Regions from separate parts of the Homo sapiens genome. Here region 2 is linked to region 1. A link is an interaction called in ENCODE POLR2A ChIA-PET data of the cell type or tissue named here. Cell type or tissue: HCT116. All regions are shown on one strand. Links, peaks and the distances in the headings refer to the core of each region. The heading gives the core; the rest is flanking DNA.

Region 1 (9,996 bases), core at 1,394-9,393:
GTATGTTGATTTTGTATCCTACAACTTTGTTGTATACATTAACTTATTTATTTTTGAGACAGGGTCACTCTGTCACCCAGGCTGGAGTGCAGTGGTACAATCACGGCTCACTGCAGACTTGACTTCCTGGGCTCAAGTGATCCTCCCATTTTTAGCCTCCTGAGAATGAGGGTCTCACTATGTTGCCCAGGCAGGTCTCAAACTCCTAGCCTGAAGCAATCCTCCTGCCTTAGCCCTCCAAAGTACTGGGATTACAGTTGTGAGCCACCATGTCTGGCCTACTGAATTTATTTATTAGTTCTAATGGTTTGGGGGAGTAGTTTTTAGAGTTTTCTATATATAAGATCATGTCATATGCAAACAAAGACAATTTAACTTGTTCCTTTCTCATCTGAATATTTTATTTTCTTCTCTTGCCTAATTGCTCTGGCTAGGATTTCTAATACTTTCTGGAATAGAAGCACTGAGAGTGGGCATTCTTGTCTTTTTCCTGATTTTTGGGGGAAAGCTTTCAGGTTTTCACCTTTGAGTATGACGTTAGCTGTGGGCTTGTTGTATACAGTCTTTATTATGTTGAGATACATTTCTTCTACATCTAATTTGTTGAGAGTTTTTTTATAAAAAGATGCTAAATTTTGTCAAATGCTTTTTCTGTGTCTGTTGAGATGATCATATAATTTTTATCCTTCATTATGTTAATATGGTGTGTCACATTTATTGCTTTGCATGTTGAACCATTCTTGCATCCCAGGGATAAATCCCACTTGATCGTGGTGTATGATCCTTTTAATGTGCTGTTGAATTCAGTTTGCTGGTATTTTGTTGAGAATGTTTGCATCTGTGATCACTGGGGATATTGGCCTGTAATTTTCTTTTCTTATATTTTTCTTATCTGGCTTTGGTGTGAGGGTAATGCTGCTCTTGTAAAAGGAGTTTGGAAGTGCTCCATCTCCTTCAATTTTTTGGAAGAGTTTGAGAAAAACAGATGTTATTTCTTCTTTAAATGTCTTGTAGAATTTACTGATGAAGCCATCTGACCCTGGCCTTTTCTTCCTGAGGAGATTTTTGATTGTTGATTCAATCTCCTTTCTCACTAATTGTCTATTCTGGTTTTCTTTCTTCATGATGCAGTCTTGATAGGTTATGTTTCTAGCAATTTATCCATTTCTTCTAGGTTACCCAATTTGTGGGTGCACAATTGTTTATAGTAGTCTCTCATGATCTTTTGTCTTTCTGTGATATCAATTGTGATGTCTTTCATTTATAATTTTAATCATTTGAGTCTTCTCTGTTTTTCTTCATTAGTCTACGTTTGTCAATTTTATCTTTCATAAAACCAACTCTTAGTTTCGTTTATCTCATCTATTGTTTTTCTAGTCTCAAATTCATCGATTATTTCTGCTTTAATTTTTATTATTTCCTTCCTTCTGCTGACTATCAACTTAGTTTGCTTTTTTTTTTCTAGTTCCTTGGGATTTAAAGTTACATTATTTGAGATCTTCCTTTTTTCTTTTGTTATTATTTATTTATTAGACTTAATGTTCTGCTGAATCTTTTTTAATCTAGGCATTTATTGCCGTAAATACCTGTCTTAGTCTGTTTTGTGCTGGTATAACAAATACCTGAGATTGGGTCATTTATAAATACCATAAATTTATTTTCTCACAATTCTAGAAACTGAGAAGTTTAAGATCAAGGCACTGGCATTTGGTGTCTAGTGATGGCCTTCTTGCTGCATCCCCACATGGTGGAAGGCAGAAGGACAAGCTAGCCAAATGGCACATGAAACCTCTTTTATAAGAGTAGTAATCCCATCGAGGTGGGAGGAGCCCTCGTGACCTAATCAACTCTTAAAGGCCCACCTCTTAACACTATCACAGTGGTAACACCTGAATTTTGGAGAGAACACATCTAGACAATAGCAACATCCTTCTTAGAACTGCTTTTGCTGCATTACATAAGTGTTAGCATGTTGTGGTTCCATTTTGTTTGTCTCAAGATACTTTTTGCTCACCTGGCTTTGTATCCTCTATAAACTGATGATCCTGCCTTCTATGTCTTCATCCAAGAAATCCATGTAAAATATGGACTATGAGAAGGCCAAGGTGAGAGCCTTGAGACACTTCATTAAAGGCTTATGCCAACATTGATATCAATTCATTAATTTGAATCCTCTAACTATGATTATTAGGTTATTTTATTTTAATTTTTTTTTGAGATGGAGTTTCGCTCTTGTTGCCTAGGTGTACAATGGCATAATCTCATCTCACAGCAACCTCCGCCTCCCGGGTTCAAGCAATTCTCCTGCTTTAGCCTCCCCAAAGTAGCTGGGATTACAGACATGCGCCACTATGCCAGGCTAATTTTGTATTTTTAGTAGAGACAGGGTTCTCCATGTTGGTCAGGCTGGTCTCAAACTCCCGACCTCAGGTGATCCGCCCGCCTCGGCCTCCCAGAGTGCTGGGATTACAGGCATGAGTCACCGTGCCCGGCGATTATTAGTTTATTAATCCACCCAGTTGCCCTTATCCAGCCCATGTATTTCCATCTTCTCCACAAACATATGCAAAATTGTTGAAAATCTTGGAGTTGAGGTTATTGTATTCTCATACTTGCCAATTTATAACAGCAATTTAAAAAATAAAAATATACCGGGGAATTTAGTAAGCAATTTAAGGTTCTGATGAGCATCGTTTTTTTTGTCAGAATTTTCCAAATAGGCCCTCAAAAACTGTTGCTAGAATCTTGTACAGGATTGATATTGGACTGGTATCGTCTTTGCAAAATAAACTATACTCCCCTCTTGACGTTTGTTATCTTTTGCCCATTTCTGTAGTCTAGACACCTTTGATAATGTCCATAATCTCTCAAAGGTCACAAACAATGGTCCAGTCCTCTCATTTGCAAATTGGTATCTGGGACTGTCATTCATGTAGATCAGGAAACCTGGGCTCACCGAGAGCAGTTAGGACTCCCTGATGTTCGTTCCTCCCCTAACTAGTGTTTGTTCTCCCTGGTTAGTCTGAAAATCATTCCCTTTGCCAAAAAAGAAATACTCAATGCCCAAGCACCTAAGTTTCCATGGCACCTATAAAATACTGGAAGCTGACAGTATTTCTGATTGAATAGGTGATAGGAAAGGGGTAGGGGCCAGACACTGGAGAGGACTGGAGAGAAAGAAAGAAAACTGTTTCTCTTTTCAGATGACATGAATGACTGTGCACGTAGTAAAGCTTTGTCTGCTATATCCAACATCTGGATTAGTTCAGAGTTTGTTTTTATTGACTGCTTTTTTTTCTTGAGCAACATTTTCTTGCTACTTTGCAGGTTGCACTGATGATTTTTGCTTTTTAAAGAAAACAAAACTAAAACAACCATTCCAAAGATTAATAGTTTAAAACAACAACCGTTTTATGGGTTCTTATAGATTCTGTGGGTCAGGAAATTTGGAGAGGGCACAATAACTATTGTCTGTCTCTGTTCCATGGCTGGAAAGACCAGAAAGTGGTGACTCAGTTCTTGGTGGAATGACATGGAGATTCCTTTACTAGCATGTCTGATGCCTGGGTTAAGATGATTTGATGTCTAGGCCCACTGACTTTACTACCCACATGTGGCTTGGCTTTCTCACACCATTGGCCTGAGTGGTCTGACCTAAACATCTTCCAAAAGGCCTCACATCCCAACACTGTTGCATTGCGGATTAAGTTTCTGACACATGAATTTTGGGGGACACATTCAGACTATAGCACCCACCGAGAATCAAGGGGAAAAGGCAGAGATTCTACCTCTTGATGGGAAGTGTGTCAAAGAATTGGCAGCCATTTTACAAAACCACCATACTGTCCAGAGATTTTTCATTATTATATCTTGACTATTATTGATGACACGTTGTAGAAACTCTGGATTCTGTTGTTTTCCTCTGAACTGTGTTGATTTTTGTTCCAGTAGGCAATTCAATGACCTGTTAACCATCTTGAACTTTAGAAGGCTTGGTTTTATGCTCTATTAGGTAGATCTGTGGAAAGTCCACGCAGTTCCTATGACCTTCTAAATGCAACTTCAAAACTCTGTCTCCCCTGCTCATCTTGACAGGGATTGATTTTAAGCTTTGTTGGGTAGATCTCACTCTGGGACGTGACCCTTATTTCTAAGCTATGGCCTTAGGATGTTCATGGTGTTAATAAAGTATTAACAACATCTCTCCTCTCTGGCTGGGCTGGCCCCCAATGTCCTGCAACATGTCTCTGCCTCTACTATCTCTGTTTCAACCCCATAGCAGTGGTTCTCTGGCAAACTTCAGGAGGTCTCACTCTGAGCAAGCACTACTCGGCCAAGGACTTCCCCCACAGACTTCTGCCCCTCCTCTCCACTTGGCAATCCCCTCTTTGGTGACCTGTCCTGCAAATTCCAGTCACTTTAGCTGCCCCAATCTCTGATCTCTGCCTTCTATGCTAGTGAGGCCCCTGTGCTGTGTTTGGACTTCAGCTCATAGCACCATGGGGAACTGTCCCCGGCAGACAGTTGTAGGGCTCACCATGGGAATGTCCCCTCTCTCAAGGATAGCAGTCTTGCACTGTCTGTTGTCCACTGCCTGACAATAGCTGCCTATTTTCTTTATTCCTGGGATGCAAGGTGGTTTAACATATGCAAAGTAATAAATATGATTCACCACATCAGCAGAATTGAAAGCAAAAACCATATGATCATCTCAGTAGATGCAGAAAAAGCTTTCAATAAAATCCAACATACCTTCATGGCAAAAACTCTCAACAAACTAGTCACTGAAGGAACATACCTCAAAATAATAAGAGCTGTCTGTGACAAACCCACAGCCAACATCATACTGAATGGGCAAAAGCTGGAAACATTCCCCTTAAGAACAGCAACAAGACAAGGATGCCCACTCTCACCACTTCTATTCAACATAGTACTGGCAGTCCCAGCCACAGCAGTCAGGCAAGAGAAACAAAGAAAAGACATCCAAATAGGAAAAGAAGTCAAGCTGTCACTCTTCACTGTCGACATGATAGTAACTAGAAAACCTTAAAGACTCTGCCACGAGGCTCCTAGAACTGGTAAATGATTTCAGTAAAGTTTCAGGATACAAAATCAATGTATACAAATTAGTTATTCCATACACCAATAATGTCCAAGCTGAGAGCCAAATCAAGAATGCAGTCCCATTTACAACACACACACACAGACACACGCACACACACACCCCTAGAAGTATATCTAACCAAGGAGATGAAAGATCTCTACAGGGATAACTACAAAATCCTGCTGAAAGAAATCATAGATGACACAAGCAAATGGAAGAACGTTCCATGCTCACAGGTTGGAAGAATCAGTACCATTAAAATGGCCATACTGCCCGAAGCAATCTACAGATTCAATGCTATTCCTATCAAACTTCCAATGTTATTTTTCACACAATTAGAAAAAACTATTCTAAAATTCATATGGAACTGAAAAACAGCCCCATTAGCCAAAGCAATCCTAAGCCAAAAAAAAAAAAAAAAAAAAAAAAGGGAGAGGCATCACATCACCTGACTTCAATCACATCACCTGACTTCAAGCTATCCTATAAGGCTACAGTAACCAAAACAACATGGTACTAGTACATAGTGAGAACATGAAGTATTTGGTTTTCTGTTCCTGCATAATTCACTTAGGATAATGGCTGGAACAGAAAACCCAGAAATAAAGCTGCACATCTGCAGCCATCTGATCTTTGACAAAACTGACACAAATAAGCAATGGGAAAAGGTATTCCCTATTCAATAAATGGTGCTGGGATAGCTGGCTATTTATATGCAGAAAAATGAAACTGGACCCTTAACTTTCACTATATACAAAAATCAACTCAAGATGGATTGAATATTTATTTATTTTTTATTTTTTGAGAAGGAGTCTCGCTCTTGTCACCCAGGCTGGAGTGCAGTGGCATGATCTCAGCTCACTGCAACCTCTGCCTCCTGGGTTCAAGCGATTCTCCTGCCTCAGTCTCTCGAGTAGCTGGGATTACAGTTACCTGCCACCACACCCAACTAATTTTTGTATTTTTAGTAGAGACTGGGTTTCACCATGTTGCCCAGGCTGGTCTCGAACACCTGACCTCAGGGGATCCACCTGCCTCAGCCTCCTAAAGTACTGGGATTGCAGTTGAGGGTCACCACACCCAGCCAGATTGAAGATTTAAATATATGACCTCAAACTATAAGAATCCTAAAAGAAATTTTCAGAAATACCATTCTGGACATTGGCCTTGGGAAACAATTTATAACAAGTCCTCAAAAGCAATTGCGACAAAACCAAAAGTTGAAAAGTGAGACCTAATTAAACTAAAGAGCTTCTGCAGGGGAAAAAAAAAAAAAAAAAAAAAAACTATCAACAGAGTAAACAGGCAGCCTACAGAATGGGAGAAAATATTTGCAAACTATGCAGCCAACAAAGGTCTAATATCCAGAATCTGTAAGAAACTTAAACAATTCAACAAGCAAAAACCAAATAACCCCATGAAAAAGTGGGCAAAGAACAGGAACAGACACTTCTCAAAAGAAGACATACTAAGTGTCCAACAAACATGAAAAAATTCTCAGCATCACTAATCATCAGAGAAATGCAAAACAAAACTACAGTGAGATACCATCTCACACCAGCCTGAATGGTGATTATTAAAAAGTCAAAAATTAGGTGGATTGCTGGGCGGACCCGTCACGGAGAAGAGAGGAGAGTCGCGGGCCACTGAATAAGCTTCCAAAATGATGCCCACACTAGTTATCCTGTTGAAAGAGGGGACTGATAGCTCCCAAGGCATCCCCCAGCTTGTGAATAACCTCAGTACCTGCCAGGTGATTGCCAAGGCTGTAAGAGCCACCCTGGGTGCCTGTGGCATGGACAAGCTTATTGTGGATGGCGGAGGCAAAGCAACAATATCTAACGATGTGGCCACAATTCTGAAACTTCTTCATGTTGTCCATCTTGCAGCAAAGACGTTAGTAGACATTGCCAAATCCCAAGACACTGAGGTCGGTGATGGCACCATCTCAGTGACCTTGCTGGCTGCAGAGTTTCTGAAGCAGGTGAAACTGCAGGTGAAGGATGGTTTACACCCTCAGCTCAACATTCGAGCTGTCTGCACAGCCACCCAGTTGGTAGTTAACACGATCAAAGAGATTGCTGTGACTGTGAAGAAGGCAGATAAAGTGGAGTAGAGGAAGCTGCTGGAGTAGTGTGCCAGGACCACTCTGAGCTCCAACTGATCTCACAGCAGAAAGCTTTCTTTGCTAAGATGGTGGTGGATGCAGTGATGACGTGTGATGATTTGCTGCAGCTTAAAATGATTGGAATCAAGAAGGTACAGGATGGAGCCCAGCTGGTGTTGCATTTAAGAAGACTTTCTCTTATGCTGGGTTTAAAATGCAACCCTCCCAAAAATACCAAAATCCCTAGATTGCCCTTTTGAATGTTGAGCTCGAGTTGAAAGCTGAGAAAGATAATGCTTAGATAAAAGTCCACACGGTTGAGGATTATCAGGCGATTGTTGATGCCGAGTGGAACATTCTCTATGACAAGTTAGAGAGGATCTATCATTTTGGAGCCAAAGTTGTCTTGTCTGAACTCCCCACTGGAGATGTGGCCGCCCAGTACTTTGCTGACAGGAACATGTTCTGTGCTGGCCAAGTACCTGAGGAGAATCTGAAGAGGACAATGATGGCCTGTGGAGGCTCAATCCAGACCAGTACGAATGCTTTCTTAGCAGATGTGCTGGGTCGACGCCAGGTGTTTGAAGAGACCCTGATTAAAGGTGAGAGGTACAACTTTTTTACTGGCTGCCTCAAAGCCAAGACAGGCACCTTCATCCTCCATGGTGGTAGTGAGCAGTTTATTGAGGAGACAGAGCGGTCCCTGTGTGATGCCATCATGATCATCAGGAGGGCCATCGGGAATGAGTCAGTGGTGGCTGGTGGCAGGGCCATTGAGAGGGAGTTCTCCAAGTACCTCCAGGATTCCTCAAAGACTATTCCAGGAAAACAACAGCTGTTGATTGGGGCATATGCCAAGGCCTTGGAGATTGTCTCATTCCAGCTGTACAATAATGCTGGCTTTGGGGCCACAGAGATTCTCAACAAGCTGCAGGCATGGCATTCCCAGGGGCACGTGATATGAGGTGGACATCAACAACGAGGACATTGCTGACAACTTTGAGGCCTTCGTGTGGGAGCCAGCTTTGGTATGGATCAATGCCCTGGCAGTGGCCTCTTAGGCTGTGTGCCTGATTGTGTCTGTGGATGAAACCATCAAGAATCCGATTGACTGTGGATGCTCCCCCAGCAGCTAGCTGGGGCCGTGGTCGTGGCCGCCCCCATTGAGAGGCACCCCGCCTATCACATGACTGGCTGGCAGGCTGGCTGCAGGGTGTGCTTACTCTCCTTGGTTTGGTTAATAGACTTTACAAGGAAGGGGTAGTCACTGGCCCACTCTGTTCTCACTGGAGGCTATTTAAATAAAACTTGAGACTTTGGGGGGAAAAAGTAAAAAAATAGCATATGGGTGATGAGGCTATAGAGAAAAGGGAACACTTTACACTGCTGGTGAAAATGTGAAATAGTTTAGCCACTGCAGAAAGCAGTTCAGAGGTTTCTCAAAGAACTTAAAACAGAACTGCCATTTGACCAGCAATTTCACTACTGGGCATATACCCAAAGGAAAAGAAATCATTCTAGCGAAAAGACACACATGCTCACATGTTCATTGCAGCACTATTCACAACAGCAGACGTAGAATCAACCTAGGTGCCCATCAATTGTGGATTGGATAAGGGAAATGTGGCACATATACACCATGGAATACCATGCAGCCATAAAAAAGAACAAAATTGTGTCCTTTGGATCAACATGGATGCAACTGGAGGCCATTATCCTAAGTGAATTAATATAGGAACAGAAAACCAAATACTGCATGTTCTCATTCTTAAGTGGGAGCTAAGCTTTGGGTACACATGGACATAAAGATGGGAAGAGTAGACACTGGGGACTATGAGGAGGGGAGAGATGGAGGGGCGAGGACTAAAAACTGCCATTGAGTACTGTGCTGCTGCTCACTACATGAGATCATTCATATCTCAAACCTCAGTGTCACACAATATATCCATGTAACAAAACTGCACATGTACTCCCTGAATCTAAAATGTTAAAATTATAAAAAAGAGAAAACCAAAATTACATTAACATGTTTCTCTTACAATCCTGTTTTAAATATAACTAGAATTTTCTGTTACTGCATAGCTTTTTTCCTAGTTTGAAAATATAAAATAATAATGATAATAAAGAGGCCAGGCACAGAGGCTTATGCCTGTAATCCTAGCGATTTGGGAGGCTGAGGCAGGGGATCACCTGAGCCCAGGTGTTTGAGACCAGCCTAGGCAACATAGTGAAACGCCCATATCTATAAAAAAAATCTGAAAATTAGCTGGGTGGGATGGCTCATGCCTGTGGTCCCAGCAGTATGGGAGGCTGAAGCAGGAGGATCGTTTCAGCTTAGGAGTTCAAGGCTGTAGTGGGCTGCGTTCACACCTCTGTACTCCAGCCTGGACAACAGAGCAAGACCCTGACTCAAAAAAAAAAAGACCCACAAAAAAAGCCCCCACCAAATCTATTGCAACATCAGTCAAAATTTTAGTTCTACTTATTAAATACAATTTTATTCTTATAGCAAGTATTTTAAAATTGTTATCTGTTTTTTTAAATATGTAAAATATCTTCTTGTCGAAGCGACAGGTGCTTTGAATTGTTACCTTTATGTTTGTTGAAACTATGAAGAAGAGATTAGGAAGACTTTAGGTTTAAAATGGAAGACAGATTACATATATTATATTCTTGTAAAACTATGAAAATAAAAATAAAGGAGTAAAAGTCAAAAAAATAGCTACCTATTTAATTCAGTTTCATGATCATAATAGAAGGGATAGTCTGAAAACAGAGTTGCAAA
Region 2 (9,996 bases), core at 818-8,817, 170 kb before region 1:
CTATAGTCCCAGCTACTCGGGAGGCTGAGGCAGGAGAATTGCTTGAACCCGGGAGGCAGAGGTTGCAGAGAGCTGAGATCGCACCACTGCACTCCAGTTTGGGTGACTGAGCAAGGCTCCGTCTCAAAAAATATAAAAAATAAAACTTTTTTTTCCTTCTAGTTTAGTTGTAAATCTCCCTTTTCAAATCCTTTACTACAATGCATACTTAGGTTCTCATTTTTTAAATTAAATACAGATATATATGGAAATTCGGCCACCAAAAAAACACACAAAACAACAAAAAACAAACAGTGAAGGAATTTTAAGAGTAGTTATCTTTATACAGTGAAGCTAAATATAATTTTCAGTTTCTTCTTTACACTTTTAAATTGTTAACAGAAAATAGGTAATATTTTTGCAATCAGAAAAAACATTACTATAATTTTGAAAAATGTAATTAACTGTTTTTTTGAGATGGAGTTTCCCTCTTGTTGACCAGGCTGGAGTGCAATGGCGCGATCTCGGCTCACTGTAACCTCTGCCTCCCGGGTTCAAGAGATTATCCTGCTTCAGCCTCCCAGGTAGCTGGGATTACAGGCATGTGCCACTATGCCCAGCTAATTTGATATCTTTAGTAGAGACAGGGTTTCACCATGTTGGTTAGGCTGGTCTGGAACTCTTGACCTCAGATGATCCACCCACCTTGGCTTCCCAAAGGGCTGGGATTACAGGCGTGAGCCACTGCACCCGGCCTGGCCTAACTTTTGATTATTCACATTTACTTAAATTTTACATTGCCCATCTAAAATGACTCCTGACACCTAAAATATTCATGCTTACAAGGTATGTTATCATAAGAAGAAAATTCTATTAATAACCTAAATGAAATGATTAAATATATGGGTTATGAAAAAACTTCAAAATGAATTCTGAAGAGAAATATTAAAGACTTGGCAGTTAGCCTGAAGTGAAATTTTGTTAGTTTTTGTGAATTTAAGATTTGGGCCTGAGAACACAACTGCTTACACAAACTCTTAACTATAATTCTTTCTCCCTACTATAAAGTTAAATTTCATATCCTTGGAACTATCATTTCCCCAACAGCCACTTAGTTCACCAAGCTTGTATTTCACACAAACAGATGTCCTTCCCCTACCCTCACCTATGGCTTTCTTCAACTGCACTTCCATTATGACTTCATGATCTGGCCTTTTAAATTCCAGAAACTCCAGAATTTAGTGATACATATCACAGAAGAAACTAAAGAAATATTATTTTTAATAGTAATTAATGGAATTATAAACGTAACATTCTTTGCTGATAGAATACATAAATGTGTATACAGGGTTAAATTCTCCCAAAGGAAACATTTTGGCATGTTATCACCCAAAAAGTGTTATGTAGCATAAGGTAAGAAGAATCCTTTCTTTTGTCTTTAAACATTCTTACCTCATCAAATCCAGCAGCTTGCAAGTCTTGAAGCATTTGTGGATTAACTTCTGAAGTACTCCGAGAAGAATTTGTTTCATTTGCAAATGGAAGCAGAGAGTTTCGAATTTCCTGCAAGGCTTTATGATGCGTCCCAAATTTGGGTGGATTTCTGACTTGTCGAGGATCTTCGGTTGACATTTTACTCATGTTATGCTCAGCCTTAGCAGCATCAGATGGTTTAGATAAATTCCTAAGGGATTCCCGAATTTCTTGTAACATTTGCCGGCTACTGACAGTATAGTTACTGGCAGGAAAGGTCTTAGGCCTCATTTGTCTATATCCTTCTGGCTTTTCACTCCTCTTCATGAAAACATCTATATATGTAGCCCACACGAAGGACTTCTTTATTTGATAGATCCAGAGCTTTCTTCTGAGCAAAAGTGAAAATGATCCTTCAAGGAAGTCCCCAGGACTGTTAAAATTCTTTACAATATAAATAATTAACTCTGTAAAAGAAAGAAAGAAAGGAAAGCTATAAAGTGGTTAATACAGCAGTACCATGTATTAGAGGAAAAGTCCATTGATATAGGGGTTAAGAGATTCAGGTTATAGTTCTGACTCCATTAAGGATTACTCCGGGTTCAGGACAAGTTACTTAATCTCTCCATGCCTACTTCCTAGCCTATAACCTAGATTTACCTCAAATCGTAGCTATGATGATTTAAAAAAAAAAAAAAAGTTCCTTAGTAAGCATACCAAGCATTTATACAAATGCCAGGGATTATTAAGTGAACAATAAAACAGGTAACCTCTTATTAACAACTTCACCTAGAGGATCAAATTTTAAATTTTACAAATCAGACTTCAAGATTTCTTTAGAAGGGTATTGTTGCTTTAAATTTATTTTTATTTTTTTATTTTTATTTTTTGAGATGGAGTCTCACTCTGTCACCCAGACTGGAGTGCAGTGGTGCGATCTTGCCTCACTGCAAACTCTGCCTCCTGGGTTCAAGCAATTCTCCTGCCTCAGCCTCCCCAATAGCTGGGATTACAGGCACCCGCCACCACGCCCAGCTAACTTTTTTTGTATTTTTAGTAGAGAGGGGGTTTCGCCATGTTGGCCAGGCTGGTCTTGAACTCCTGACCTCATGATCCACCCACCTCAGCCTCCCAAAGTGCTGGGATTACAGGTGTGAGCCACCGTGCCCAGCCTTTTTTTTTTTGAGACAGAATCTTGCTCTACCACCCAGGCTAGAGTGCAGGAGTGTAGTGGTGCAACCTTGGCTCACTGCAACCTCCGCCTCTCAGGTTCAAGTGATTCTCATGCCTCAGCATCCCAAGTAGCTGTGATTACAGGTGTCTGCCACCACGCCCAGCTAATTTTTGTATCGTTTAGTAGAGATGGGGTTTCACTATGTTGGCCAGGCTGGTCTCGAACTCCTGGCCTCAAGTGATTCACCTGCCTTGGCCTCCCAAAGTGCTGGGATTGCAGGCTTGAGCCACTGCAATCCTCCACTTTAAAAAGATTTTTAAACCACTATTCCAGAAGGTCCCTTTATGCTTCAAAAACAGATGCCTGAGTTTATTTTCCAAGCTATGAACTAGGACTCTGATATGGTTTGGATCTGTGTCCCCACCAAATCTCATGTCGAACTTTAGTCCCCACTCTTGAAGGTGGGGTCTGGTGGGAGGTGGTTGGATCTTGTGGATGAATCTCATGAATGGCTTAGCTGGATATACAGTACTTCTCTGAGTACTAGAAAAGCACAGCACTTGTAATGGAAAGCAGCAACAAAAAATGAGATTCAAGTACTTGTTCAGGGGCCAGGCATGGTGGCTCAGGCCTATAATCACAACACTTGGGAGGCCAAGAAGGGAGGACTGCTTGAGCTCAGGAATTTGAGACCAGCCTGGGCAACATAGGGAGACCCTGTCTACATTAAAAAAAAAAATTACTTGTTCTGTTAATTAGTAGCAATGTGGACTTGGACATTTAATTCTCTGAAACTGACTCCTGAGACATAAAGTGGTTATCAACATCTAATAAATTGAACTAGGATTAAGAGGAACAATGCAACACAAGTAAAGGAATATACACACAAGTATGTGAAGATGTAGGCTGTTCCTCGCAACATCATTTATAACAGCAAAAGTTGACACCAGTCCAGATGTTCATCAGTGGAGGATTGTTCAAGTAATTCATAGTACATTTATATAATATACATCTAAGTCAAAAAGAATGATGCAGTTCTTTTTTTCTGAGATGGAGTTTCGCTCTTGTTCCCCAGGCTGGAGTGCAATGGCACGATCTTGGCTCACTGCAACCTCTACCTCCCGGGTTCAAGTGATTCTCCTGCCTCAGCCTCCCGAATAGCTGGGATTACAGGCATGCACCACCGTGCCCAGCTAATTTTGTATTTTTAGTAGAGACAGGATTTATCCATGTTGGTCAGGCTGGTCTCGGACTCCCGACCTCAGGTGATCCACCCACCTCAGCCTCCCAAAGTGCTGGGATTACAGGCGTGAGCCACTGTGGCCGGCAGAATGATGTAGTTCTATATAATGTACAGATATAAACAGATAAGTAAATGTATCCTAAGCAAAAAAAGCAAATTCACCATACTGTATACAAAACTAACCTATTTTCTGTTCTAAAATTAGATTACAATTTATTGCTGTGAAAATATGCTAAAAAAACACTTTAAATGGGTAAACTTAGGGGTTTTTTTTTTGTTTTTTTTTTTGAGACAGGGTCTCATTCTGTTGCTCAGGCTGGAGTACAGTGGTTTGATCACAGCTCACTGCAGCCTCAACCTCCTGTGCTCATCCTCCTGCCTAAGCCTCCCAAGTAGCTGGGAATGCAGGAACATGCCACCCTGTCCAGCTAAGTTGTTAATTTTTTGTAAAACAAAGTCTCCCTATGTTGCTCAGGCTGGTCTTGAACTCCTGGGTTCAAGTGCTCAGGTAAGCCTCCTGCCTCAGCCTCCCAAAGTGGTGGGATTATAGGCATGAGCCACCCCACCTAGCCTGAGTAAACTTTATAGTATATAAATTGTATGTTAATAAAGCTGTTAAAAATATACCCATTTTTAATTTTTTAAAATTTATATTTATAGAAATTAATTATACACACACACACACACACACACACACACACACACACACACAATTTGCAGCAGGCCTGAGACATGACGAAGCCCTGTAGCAGCCACTAGAGGTAGTTTCCTGATGACTTCACCTCATAAATCAGTGCTCTCATGGCACAATTGCTAAATTAGCTATGAATCAATCAAACTCTATTACAAGCAGCTCACATTTCTCCACTTTGAAAAAAAAAAAGATGAACTTTTTCATTGCCTGAAAATTGCACATATTCTATCTATAACATAATAATACATGAATAATATAATTATTTTGTAAATGAAATTAGGATGGACATACCATGTGCTTTTTATGAAGGAAGCTGGTCCCTAAAGCATTTTCTTTTCTAAGCTTTCCCAAAATATTAATTTAATAGCTTACTAATGAGTTTTTCTAAGCTTAACATTTAGCTCGCCAGTCTAAAGTTTGCAGAATTCACCTCTGGCCCTTTCTAAAAGTGAAGATACTTTCTATATTAGGTCTTCTGAAACCTACCATTTCTCCATGATCAAGGATTAACACTGTTGTGGAATCTTACATGTCAGTTCTTTTAGTATCTGGATTGCAATTCATTTATAGGATCTAGGTATTCTTTCAATATCTCACTTACTTTGGGTTTCAACTCTAAGTTAATCATCACTTTATTATTATTGTTATTTTACCATTTCCAAGATCATTCTGACAGAGAGAGAGAGAGAAAAAAAAAAGAAAAAAAGAAAAGAAACATAGTTTTGCTTCTGTCAAAATATTTGCTTCCATTTCCCTATAATGGGACCTGGTCACCAGTAGGTAGCGCAAAAATATTTGAACTTACAAATGCAGGTAACTTGCCCCTTCTTTCTGCTGTTAAAAAAATACAGCATGCATCCTTATTGAAAAATTCAAGTATTTATATAAATATATACAGTAGGAAAAAGTAGAAGTCCCTCATAATTCACCTTCCTCAAGAGTGAGAATCACTGTAGCGGGCTGAATAATGGCCTCTCAAAAGATATTCCTGAGCCAGGCACAGTGGCTCACTCCTATAATCCCAGCACTTTGGGAGGCCAAGGCGGGTGGATCACCTGAGGTCGGGAGTTTGAGACCAGCCTGACCAACATGGAGAAACCCCGTCTCTACTAAAAATACAAAATTAGCTGGGTGTGGTGGCACATGCCTGTAATCTCAGCTACTCGGGAGGCTAAGGCAGGAGAATCGCTTGAACCCGGGAGGTGGAGGTTGTGGTGAGCCGAGATCGTGCCATTGCACTCCAGCCTGGGCAACAAGAGCGAAACCCGGTCGCAAAAAAAAAAAAAAAAAAAAAAAAAAAAAAAAAAAAAAAAAGATATTCCTGGCTTATGCCTGTAATCCCAACACTTTGGGAGGCCAAAGTGGGAGGATCACTTGAGCTCAGGAGTTCAAGACCAGCCTGGGTGGGCAACATGGCAAAACCCCGTCTCCACAAATACTGCAAAAAATGAGCTGAGTGTGGCAGTGTGTGTGACTGTGGTACCAGCTGCTCAGGTGACTGAGGTGGGAGGATCACTTGAGCCCAGGAGGTAGAGGCTACAGTGAGCCATGACTGTACCACTGCACTCCAGCCTAGGAGAGACAGTGAGACCCTGTCTCAAAAAAAAAAAGATATTCCCCTTCCTAATCTTCTCTGGAACTTGTAAATGTTATCTTATTTGGAAAAAGGGATGCTGCAGATGTGATTAAGGATTCTGAGATTAAGTTATTGTCATGGATTAACAGAGTAAGTCCCACATGCAATTACAAGTGTCCTTTTGAGAGGCAGAAGGAGGTCTGATTCACACAGAAAAAGGAAGGCAATGTGATGATGAAGTCAGAAGCCAAGGATGACAGCAGCCAACAGAAGCTGGAAGTGGCAAGGGACAGCTTCTCTCCTAGAGCCTCTGGAAGAAAACTGGCCTTGCTAATGCCTTGATTTTAGACGTCTGGCCTCCAGAACTGTGAGAGGATAAATTTATGTTGTTTTAAGCCACCAGGTTTATAGTGATTTGTTACATAAGACACAGGAAACTAATAATAATCACTATTAATACTGAATATTCTAACATATACTACTATTAACCAAAATGGGATCATAATACACAAAACTGGACATCTCTTTTTTTTTTTTTTTTTTTTTGAAGATGGAGTCTCGCTCTGTTGCCCAGGCTGGAGTGCAGTGGGGTGATCTTGGCTCACTGCAACCTCTGCCTCCCTGGTTCAAGCAATTTTCCTGCCTCAGCCTCCTGAGTAGCCGAGATCACAGGTGTGTACCACCACGCCAGGCTAATTTTTGTATTTTTAGTAGAGATGGGGTTTCACCATGTAGGTCAGGCTGGTCTCGAACTCCTGACCTCGTGATCTGCCCGCCTTGGCCTCCCAAAGTGCTGGGATTACAGGTATGAGCCACTGTGCCCGGCCGGACATCTCATTCTTTTACATAATCATGGGGAATTATGAGAAGACAATGGGGTCTGGGGGTTTACGCCTGTAATCCCAATACTTTCAGAGGCCCAGGTGGGAGGATCACTTGAGGCAAGGAATTCAAGACAAGAAGAGAATGTATTGTTGCCCAAATTTATCTTATCTTACCTTTTCCCCCCATAACATTTCATGAGATTTACATTCCATGTAGTATACATTAGAAAACGCTGGACCAGAGAAATTCATTCTCTAGTCCTATAGGCTGATGTAACTCCTAACATTGAGTGCACAAAGGTCAGAGAAAGGACTGAGTTCTGGTATATGTGTAACAATGTGTTTTAGGTTTAAATAACTGAAAACTTATTTTAAGCATATTTCTATCATCTACATGTTGAAAATACTTGTGGATAAAATAAATAATGTCTGGAATTTATTTCAAAATAATTTGGTTGTGTGCTGAAGGGGTTGGGGATATAAATGAGACAGAAGTTTTCATTTGTTGAAAACTGTTGTAGCTGAGTAATGGGTATATGAGGGTTCACTGTACTAGTCTCTTTCTTCTTATTATTTATTTTTTAGAGACAGGGGCTCACCATGTTGCCCAGGCTAGTCTTGAACTCCTGGCATCAAGCAATCCTACTGCCTTGGCCTTTCTCTTTACTTTTGTGTATTCTTGAAGTTTTCCAAAATAGAGAGTTAAAAAAGAAAAAAAAAGGAAAGGAAATGACTGGATCCTAGAATGGTTCTGCTACAAATTCTTATTTAAATACATGCAATTAAAATACACAGGATTCATTTTAAAGAAACTATTATTTCCATGAAACAATGTCACTTCATTTATCAGGGGAAATAACAGAAGCATTACATTTGAATATTCATTTCAATTTTAATTGTACAAGACCACCCTGGTCAATATGGTGAAACCCCGTCTCTACTAAAAACACAAAAATTAGCCGAGCGTGGTGGCAGGCACCTGTAGTCCCAGCTACTCGGAAGGCTGAGGCAGGAGAATCGCTTGAACCACAGAGGCAGAGGTTGCAGTGAGCCGAGACTGCACCACTGCACTCCAGCCTGGGCGACAGAGCGAGACTGGATCTCAAAAAAAAAAAAAAAAAAAATTTCAATTGTAAGATAATCTAAATCTTCTGATCTCAAAAACGCTGAAATGGAGGAATTGTGTATATCTTTAGCCAATTGCTTTTGGTAAATATATTCTGGCAGAGACTATATTCACATACAGTACTCGACTCCATTTCCCAGATTTGGCCAAAGCTGGATGAGCAGATGTAACATATCTCAATTCTGGACTGAGGCAGTTAAAAGTCACTTTGCTTCGGTTTTCCTGCTTTAATGACAATGTAGGTTACATTCTGAGATGGTGGCTTGACAATATGGAAGGAAGGTGGATCCCTAAGCCACTGGATGGAGAACCCTACTGACTCCCACTGAACTCTGAGCAAGAGAAACATTTCTGTTGTGTTAAGCCATTGATATTTGGGGATTTGTTACCACAAAACAGCCTAATAACATTGTGAAAATAGACAAAGACTGCCCAAATGGAAACAAACAAAGGCTATTTAATTAGATCTTACTATATAGGTAGGGAGTCAGCCACTGTCAACTTGTGCTTGGCAAAGATTCAAAGGCAAGCAGGGGAGTGGGAAATCTTTATACTAAAAAAAGGGGGAAGACATCAGGTATGCTCTGATTGTAGGTTGTTGGCATGGGAAACTGGAGGTGGGCTAACTGATGTAAACCAAAAATAAAATTCTAAGTCCTTCAACCATCTGAATGAACCCCTCCTCCCAGCCAAGAGCATTTGAAAGTTAACCTGAAAAACTAGTTCCAGCCATGATGGGAAGCGGAGTTTGGCCATACCTCATTATTCCCTCCTCCCTGTTGGAATTCAGGCACAGCTGACCAGCACTAACATTAAAACAAATCTTAAGACTGACAAAACAGACTCTCTGTAGCAATAAGATACCCAATTCCAGCCTGACTCTAGCATAGTATCACATGACAGATGGCAGGCCCTGAAAGAAATCCAAGTATTTGACCCCAAATTATGTTTCTTTGCCATATCTTCAAACAGTCCTGCAAAGCTGTCTCTTGTGCGGAAAATCTACATTCTGAAGTTAATTCCCTTCCTTTCTCAGGCCTTTTGCCTGATCCAGGAGAGAATCAACCCTGATAAGAAACATTTACAATGTATTATCTCTGAAGCCTGCCACCTGGAGGCTTCCTTTACATAATGGGAACTTTGGTCTCCACAACCCCTTACCTTGGCTCAGACATTCCTTCCTATTGATTCTATCTGCATAATGGGAACCCTGGTCTCCACAACCCCTTATCTTTTTTTTTTTTTTTTTTTTTTTTTTAGATGGAGTCTCACTCTGTTGCCCAGGTTGGAATGCAGTGGCTTGATCTTGGCTCACCACAATCTCCGCCTCCCGGTTTCAAGTGATTCTCCTGCCTCAGCCTCCTGAGTAGCTGGGATTACAGGCGTGCGCTACCATGCCTCGCTAATTTTTGTATTTTTAGTAGAGATGGGGTTTCACTATGTTGGCCAAGCTGGTCTTGAACTCCTGACCTCGTGATCCACCTGCCTCGGCCTCCCAAGGTGTTGGGATTACAGGCGTGAGCCACTGTGCCTGCCCACAACCCCTTATCTTAACCTAGATACTCCCTTCTATTGATTCTAGGTCTTTAGACAGTAACAACTCTTTCGACCAACTGCCAATCAGAAAATCTGTGAATCTACCTATGACCTGGAAGCCATCTGCTTCAAGGTGTCTTCCTTTCTGGACCTAACCAATGTACATCTTACATATACTGATTGATGTCTTATGTCTCCCTAAAATGTATAAAACCAAGCTGTAGTCTGATCACCTTGGGCACATGTTCTCAGGAGCTCCTGAGGGCTGTGTCATGGGGCAATAGCCATTCATATTTGGCTTAGAATAGATCTCTTAAAATATTTTACAGAGTTTGACTCTTCGTCGACACTGGAAGCGGGGTATCCTATGT

What was found. ChIA-PET counts read pairs that join two places held together with the same protein. Peaks named below come from ENCODE experiments on the same cell type or tissue, not always from the same donor. Only the 100,000 strongest peaks of a DNase experiment are listed, where the experiment ranks them.
Region 2: POLR2A ChIA-PET joins it to region 1 with 7 read pairs; 6 of 35 experiments call an interaction of 5 or more read pairs at or near these places.

What each region holds. Positions count from the first base shown.
Region 1 is chr6:149,873,195-149,883,190 of GRCh38, forward strand. All of the region lies in intron 5 of RAET1E-LRP11 (RAET1E-LRP11 readthrough), which reads right to left. All of the region lies in intron 1 of RAET1E-AS1 (RAET1E antisense RNA 1), which reads left to right. It overlaps RAET1E (retinoic acid early transcript 1E), which reads right to left. Exons shown (of 6, transcript NM_001394057.1): 6 at 9,985-9,996. It also overlaps the pseudogene CCT7P1. Among named protein-coding and RNA genes, the nearest start is that of LRP11, 14 kb to the left of the region's middle. In HCT116, for the core only: no CTCF peak of the experiment used is centred there; no DNase peak of the experiment used is centred there.
Region 2 is chr6:149,700,348-149,710,343 of GRCh38, forward strand. It overlaps LATS1 (large tumor suppressor kinase 1), which reads right to left. Exons shown (of 8, transcript NM_004690.4): 2 at 1,432-1,919. The coding sequence starts at 1,779. Among named protein-coding and RNA genes, the nearest start is that of LATS1, 13 kb to the right of the region's middle. RefSeq lists an enhancer at 1,192-1,773. In HCT116, for the core only: no CTCF peak of the experiment used is centred there; a DNase peak (open chromatin) is centred at 4,604.